Linked DNA regions of Homo sapiens: region 2 is linked to region 1. Evidence: chromatin contacts called from ENCODE Hi-C or POLR2A ChIA-PET data. All regions are on one chromosome and are shown on one strand. Each heading gives the region's core, a stretch centred on a gene start or an enhancer-like site at or near the end of the contact. The rest is flanking DNA. Distances are from core to core; before and after follow the strand shown.

Evidence for each region. A loop is a pair of places that touch in the nucleus more often than their neighbours do. ChIA-PET counts read pairs that join two places held with the same protein, here RNA polymerase II (POLR2A). Pooled maps may share reads with other maps.
Region 2: a loop to region 1 is called in a map of CD14-positive monocyte, with 3 times the contacts of the local background. The contact joins two enhancer-like sites. A Hi-C loop is called at or near these places in 5 of 168 maps with a recorded cell type or tissue (A673, CD14-positive monocyte, endothelial cell of umbilical vein and 2 more), 3 of 37 single-sample maps with no recorded cell type and 10 of 50 pooled maps. POLR2A ChIA-PET finds 5 or more read pairs at or near these places in 10 of 52 experiments (CD4-positive, alpha-beta T cell, MCF 10A, OCI-LY7 and 6 more).

Annotation. Positions count from the first base shown.
Region 1 is chr6:137,706,805-137,710,581 of GRCh38, forward strand. It overlaps the pseudogene PTPN11P3. Among named protein-coding and RNA genes, the nearest start is that of LINC02539, 30 kb to the right of the region's middle. RefSeq lists a silencer at 939-988. Within about 2 kb of position 1,892, at least 15 of the 41 ENCODE cell types and tissues checked have a DNase peak (open chromatin) inside an H3K27ac peak, as active enhancers do; they include CD14-positive monocyte and right lobe of liver, where a contact is called at or near this core.
Region 2 is chr6:137,845,173-137,848,976 of GRCh38, forward strand. All of the region lies in intron 3 of WAKMAR2 (wound and keratinocyte migration associated lncRNA 2), which reads right to left. Among named protein-coding and RNA genes, the nearest start is that of TNFAIP3, 20 kb to the right of the region's middle. Within about 2 kb of position 1,784, at least 5 of the 41 ENCODE cell types and tissues checked have a DNase peak (open chromatin) inside an H3K27ac peak, as active enhancers do; they include CD14-positive monocyte and right lobe of liver, where a contact is called at or near this core.

The sequences.
Region 1 (3,777 bases), core at 642-3,141:
TAAGAAAGCTACCATGTTTTCCTTTTTCAGTTAATTTCTCTGCTTCTTTCCCAAAGAGGTGTCCGTGAAACCATCTTTCAGAGGCAGGATCCGCACAGTTCAGAGGATATTTAAGCTCAACAACATCTCCATTCTTCTCTTTTAATTGCCTGTGATGTTCCATGTAATACTGGACCAACTCAGCCGAAGTGGCAAACTTTTCCCCCCAAACGGGTCCTAGTAATCACCAGTGTTCTGAATCTTGATGTGGGTGACAGCTCTATTTCTTCTAATGGAACATGTGAAGTCTCCAGGGGTACTTTTACTAGGCCTTGCCAAAAAACTGCCATCAACTCCTCTTGTCGACAATAGGTTTTTCTGCCTCCACACCACTGATATTTGGGTGAAACCATTGTCTCCAAGCCTCAGTTTCCTCCTTTCTTTTCTTTCTATAAGATAAAGATAGTAGGCTGGGTGCAGTGGCTCACGCCTGTAATCCCAACACTTTGGGAGGCTGCGGCAGGAGGATCGCTTGAGTCCAGGAGTTCGAGGCCAGCCTGGGCAAAAAAGCGAGACTTTGTTTCTACAAAAAATACAAAAAACTAACCGGGAGTGGAGGCTGAGGCGGGAGGATCACTTGAACCCAGGAAGTCAAGGCTGCAATGAGTCATGATCACCCCGCTGCACTCCAGGCTACTTTATTTTTATTTTTAATGAACAGGGATCTTTTTAAAATGGAAGTGGTTGGTCCTTGATGTCTGGCTTCCCTTGCTAATAAATAAACCCAGAGAACTATTTGCAATGGTGTAGCATTTAGAATCAACAGGCTTCAAAACAGAGAGGGTCTATTCTGTTTTGTTTTGAAGTCACCCTTTGCAAAAAACATATGGTAATCTCGGGCAGCCCATGAAGCAATCGGCAAGATCTGAAGGATGAGAACAGTGTGTTCTTTGAAATCCCTCTGACAAGCAGACAGTCCCTCCTTCCCTCAAACCATCCTCAAAGGGAAGTGTGTCGGCTTGGGCAGTAATGAGACGGTGTGGGAATTCCCCTGTCCCCTTGGTTCACTTTACAGACAAAGTTCATTAGGGTTAAAGATGGGTCATTCCCATCCACAGATTCCTTCACTTGAAATCAAGACTTCTTGGGAAATATAAATTTGGAGAACAGGTAACAGTGAACTATAGTTCCCCCCAAAACAAATTTTTTAAAAATCAGGTGGTATTAAAAATTGCTGTTTCATGACATTACCAATAGATGGCAGCACGGGATTCATCTTCGCCCATAAGCAGCTTCACCCCTGCTTTTCCTGGCGAATGTTCACTGACAACTCGGCCTCAGGACTTTGACGCTCTTGGTGTCATCAGAGAGCAATTTGAGGTGTGCAATAAAATCTTTGGGTTCCCCGCCCCGCCTTCTGTAGGTGACCTCAAACCACAATCACCAATCGACTGCGGTGCTGTGACCTGGAAAAACAGCAAGGAAACTAAAAACAAAACAAAACAAAACAAAACAAAAACCCATCCTGTGAGCTCTGCAAAGGAGAACAAGATCATGGCACACAGGCAATTAGCAAACTAAATTGAAGATGAGTTCTGTTAGAAGAGTCAAAAAACAAAGAGAACAATTTTTGTGAATTGCGTTTTTAAGATCACTGCATCCAAACACTGGAGCTTCAACATAAAGACTCCTGAGCCATGTATTCTGACTTGACCCCTGCAGTTCCTTCCAGTTCCAAAAATCTCTGATCTGTGAATAGAAAAGTTCCAGCAGATACGTTTCTAAGAGCATGAAATTATTTCTAGATACTAGTCTAGTACCTACATGTATTAAAACACAAAAATAAACAAACAAAAAGACCTTCATGCTAATCAAAATATTTTTTAACAGAAAGGAAACCAAAACCTATTGGACCCAGCCCACAAGAACTGTGTTTTTTCCAATGCACATAGCAATAGAGTCATGTTTTGAAAACCAATTATGTAGGCTATAACACCCATTGTAGAAAGAATAGAATAGAATAGAACAGATCAGAATGCATCACAGTCTGCAGGGTTGTAAAGTAAAATTTCTTGCTTTACATCATGGGCCAAAGAAAACTTGCAAAGCTCTATCATGGAGAACAGCATCTGTCTTCAACCTTTGTATCTTCCACAGCCCAACACCAACAAGCTCCTCACCATCAAAACATCTAAATGGGCAAATAGAACTTTTGGTGGGTTTGAGTGGCACCAAGCATCAAGCTACATTAATACTCTTCTCAATCACTGTCATACAAATATGGAGAATTCGGTTATTTATCATCATTTTCTGCATATCCATACTATTCCAAGACAATCCCAATTTCTGGCTTTTTGTTCTACTCTTCCATAAGCATATTCATAGTGATAATGTTGTATGTCCTGAGTTTCAGTTTGGAAAATATAGTCCCTGGTTAAATCAATGGGCATCGGATAAAAACTTTAATGTCTAAAGGGGCTGGGTAGGTAGAATCAATGAGTGAAGCAAGCCAGGAATAACAAAGGATTAAAATGTGGATTTTACAGGAGATGTATACATTTTTTAAAAGTTAATAATAACATTAAAAAAGGAAAGTGACATTGTGCGGGAAGAAGAAATTAGGTCTTCTATGGACTGAATTTTATCCCTTCAAAATTCATATATTGAAGTCCTAGCTCCCAATGTGACTATATTTGGAGACAGGTCTTTAGGAGGTAGTTAAGGTTAAACGAGGGCATAAGGGTGGGGCCCTAATCCTGTATGACTGGTGGCCTTATGACCTTATTATGGAAGGAAGAGGTCTCTCTCTCTCTCCCTCTCTTTCTCTCTCTCTCTGTGTGAACGTGCACCAAAGAAAGGCATGTGACCATGTTGCAAGACGACAAATGTGTGCAAGCCAGAAAGACAGCCTTCACCAGGGAACCGAATTAGCCAGCACCTTGATTTTTGACTTCCCAGCCTCCAGAACTGTGAGAAATAGATTTCTGTTGTTTAAGCCACCCAGGCTACGATCTTTTGTTACAGCAGCCTGAGCAGACTAACGCGAAGGCTTAGGCCTGGATGTGCTCAGGGCCCTCCAGGGGGCAACTTCAGGTTGAATGAAGCCCTGCAGATTGAAGGAAGCACAAACTCATTGGGGTTAATATCTGATGTCATTTAAGTATCAGTCCTCATCAGGGCTCTGAAGTCCTGGGGCAACCTGTAACAGGATATTCATTCATTAAACAAATGTTTCAGGAGTACAAGATTGAAACTAGTTTGACTGTGAGTCAAGTGGGCCAAAGAACAGCTACTTGGAGAGCATAGAAAGAAAAGTGAGCAATTCCAGAAGAATGGGTGATCTCCAGAATTTCAGAATGAGCATCTAAGCACTCCCACACCCATGGGCCTGGGAAGAGATTGACATCAGCAGGGCAGGGACCATAGCATGGGCTTTCAATTTCACCTTCTCATCCTGCTCCAAGTCATTTTCTCTCCTGTTCTAGTACAATTCAAATATTATTTGATTTAAGCCTCATGGTTTTCAGAATTTCTTTCATTTTTTTCAATAATTATTTTTTAAGTACACATCTAGGTACATTGGTGAAGAAAACAAATGAAAATTCTTGTGTTCATGGCACTTTAGTTAGGTAGATAATAAAGTAAGTAGAAAATGTGAGATGGCAGAAGGCCATAATATGCATTGGTAGTATTGTTTGAGAATATTCAATTCTGCTAAAGAAGAAATCAACTGAAATAAGTGAAACTCATGTTTAAGTATAGGAAGATCAGTTAGCAGCATGAGAGACAGGTTAGAAA
Region 2 (3,804 bases), core at 534-3,033, 140 kb after region 1:
ATAAATACTAAGGGAACTCAGAGGCTGGCGGGATCCTCCATATGCTGAACGCTGGTTCCCTGGGTCCCCTTATTTCTTTATCTATACTTTGTGTCTTTTTCTTTTCCAAGTCTCTCGTTCCACCTAACGAGAAACACCCACAGGTGTGGAGGGGCAACCCACCCCTTCAGAGGAGTTCATCTCAGTAAGGTAGACCATGAGATCATTCACCAAGCCAGAGATTGTCCTTTGGTCTGGTGACATCTTCGAGTGGCTGCTGCAGGCCAGGAGCTGTGCTGGGCACCAAGCGTGCAAAGTCGAATAACACAGAAACCCGTTTTCAAGGAGTGCATAATGGCTTTAAAGGAGAGAGATTTGAAAACAAATTATTACAACTAAGTATAATAAGTGCTCTAATAGAAATATCCACTGGGTGGAGTGGAGCACAGAGGAAGGAGTGATCAGGACAACCTATGGAGGAGGGAGGGAAGGCGGTTCAGAGGAGGCTTCTTGTAACTTGTGTACTGAATCGCAAATATTTCAAGTATGTAAAGAGTAACCTGGGTGGGAACACTCTGGCCAGAGGGAGCACCATGTCCAGAGGCAGCCAGTAGCATAGTGGGTTAGAGGGAGGGCAAGTTTGAACCGCTAGTGTGTAAGGTTCAAGGGGAGAATTGGGGTAGGAGAAGGAGGTGGCATGCCTGGGCAAAAAAATTGGAGAGGTGAGTGACGGCCAGGCTACAGAGGTCCTGTTTTCTGTATAAGGAGGCTGGACTTTCCTCCTACAGGAATGGAAGTCATTGATGAGTTTAAATCAAAGATTTCACATCTGAGGCCATGTGGAGGAAGAATTGGAAGAATTCCTGATGAGAAGCAAGAAAAGCAATGACAGTTTGAGTTTGGGAAACAACTATTGGATAGAGAAAAGGAAACTGAAAAGAGAGGGGCTTAATTGATACAATTAATGAGATTTGGCTTCCGTCTGAATGTAAGGGTGAGGAAGGAGGAGTCCAGAAGACTCCCGGGTTCGTGGCATGGGGAAATCAAGGATGGAGTGCCCATCCCTAAGATAGAAAACAAATGTAGAGGGGGAACCTAGTTGGGAGTTAGGATGATAAAGTTTGAAATGTAAAAGTGGTTAAGAGGAATGAAATAAACAATCAATCATAAGTGGTTATCAAATGGTACGAGGGTCAAGTTGAAGTTAGCCGCATGAATCAGTAGTAACATCACCAGGAGGTGACCTAAGCTTCCCAGCAGAGCTTAGGAGTGAAGCAGAGAAAACAGGTTCATCTTTCCTCTAGAGCAAAGTGCGGGAATGTGAGAGTGGTAGAAGGTCAAGCAGAAAGAGAACTATCAGGCACCAGTGACGGTGCAGCTCAATGTCACTGAGCTTGAGCTCTGTGCCAGGATAGATGAGGAGCCAGAGGAAAGCCTAGTAAAGAGTTCCGGGACAGTGAAGGGAACAGAAGGTGTTTCTGAGGTCAAACAGAAGTTCAGTGGGAGACGTAGGGATAAGTGGCTATGGTCAGGATAGAGAATCGCAACATGTAGGATGCCAGAGGTAGAGTGCTTTCAGTTGACCTTGAGTTCTAAGATGTGGCTGTGCTCCAAGGGGGCTACTTGCACTAATGTGGCTCGGGTAGTGTCTGAAGTTAGATTTGAGAATTTGATCAGAGAGGACAGTAAGCATGGATGAGGAAGTCACTGTGACTCATGGCAGGGGAGGGTGGAGGGCACCCTCTGAGGAAGATGGAGATATATCCTGAAAGCCCTTCCTGCGGTCTATGAGGCCGGGTGCCATCTGCCTCCCGCCAGCCTCTCTTCCTGCGGCCCTGGTCCAGCCTCCCCACTCCAGCCCAGTGGGCCTTCTTTCAGTTCCTTGAATGCCCTGGACTTTGTTTCACCCCAGGGCCCTCACAAGTGCAATTTCCTCTTCTCAGAATTTCTAACACCCTTCAGCTTCTGCTCTACCTTCTTCCACTCCAATCAGATCTCATTTTGAATATCACTTCCCCAAGAAGACTTTCCCCAAATCGTCGGGCCTTAAGTCTGTGTTAGAACCCTCTGTCAAACTTCCCCCTATTACCTAGTACTTCTTAGCATTTACCACAATTGTAACTCAGTATGGTGTAATGATTTGCTTATGGCCAATCTCAGTGGATAAGCTTTTTGAGGGCAGACACCCTACCTGCCTTGTCTATTAATACAACTCAGTCCCTAATAGAGGACCCACTGATGCATTTTTACCTACCCTTGGTCTGTGAGGATTGGAAGTGGCACAATGCAATGTATGCGGTATTTTGATATAAAATATTGAACTAATATTCCAGAAATACATTTAAAATGTTAGATTAAATGTGTAAGTGAATGTGAAGGTAAATGGTTCACTGGATGGTGAAACAGCTAATCTCTCAAATTAAGACTCTACAGCATATAAATATATAGGCTGCTGCTACCCAAAGGACAATCTCTCAGTCTCTCCCGGAGTACCTCGCTGCCAGATCAATCTTCTTTAAACACCATTTTTATCACAGGACTCATGCTTAAAATTTTCAGAGACTCCATTTCCCTTCCCTGCTGCAACTGAAGTCCCCCCACAGACTTGCAGTGGCCTTTAGAATGTGTCTGGGCCCCGGCTCACTTCTGCTCATGGAAGGCTAGTTCTTTCATGCTTCCATTAACCTATCGGGCTCATTTTCCCACCTCCATGACTTGGCCCACAGTGCCTCCCTTTCTTGGAAGGCCCTCACCTTTCTCCAGAACACACTGGGCATTGTCCCTGTCACTTAAGACCGACCTCAACTCTCAGTTCCTCCCTGGAGCTTCAGCCTCTGGCCGTTTCTTGCCTAGTTGTTTTAGGCTCCTTTGAATTCCTATAGCCCCAGAGAACCACAACATAGTTCTCAATGTATACTGTCCTGGATTGTTCAGTATAGATTCTTGGGAGTTATACACGTCTCATAATAGATAATAAATTCCTCATCAAACCAAGGGGAACCTAAAATAATGTAGATCACCCTTGTCTTCCCCCAGACTATGATGCTGGTCAGGTTATCTGTTTACTGAATGTCCAAACACCTTGAGAAATCATTTTACCTTAAGAATTTCTTTTCAAATTCAATATATTTTGTTTCTATTTATTTATTTTATTTTAATTAATTTTTTTTTTGAGACAGAGTCTCACTCTGTCTCCCAGGCTGGAGTGCAGTGGCGCGATCTCAGCTCACTGCAACCTCCACCTCCTGGGTTCAAGCAATTCTCCTGCTTCAGCCTCCCCAGTAGCTGGGATTACAGGCACCCACCACCGTGCCTGGCTAATTTTTATATTTTTTAGTAGAGATGGGGTTTTGCCATGAGTCAGGAATTCGAGACAGGATGGTCTGAAACTCCTGACCTCATGTGATCCACCGCCTTGGCCTCCCCAAATGCTGGGATTACAGACGTAAGCCACCAGGCCCGGCTGAAATTTAACATATTTTGGAAAATATATTTTAGCATTGCTTTTCTTGTTTTTTCCCCTAGTCTCCTGCGAGTATATAGTTAATGGGATATGTTTGGGATGAATTATAAACAATCCCTTTCTAGAATACATTTACTGCCATAAGGATCTCTCCCAAGTCAGTTATTTGAGGTCATATGATATTTACAAGTGAGGCTGGACTAGGGATAGGAATTCCTGGTATTCTGTGTATTTTTCTAACTGACTGCAGTGACTCTCATAACATATGAAGACATTATTACAAAGTATGTTTAAGGCAATTCAGGACTTTTTTGTGTGTGACTCTTATTTAAACAACTATTTCCAGTGATTTTCTTGGCTGT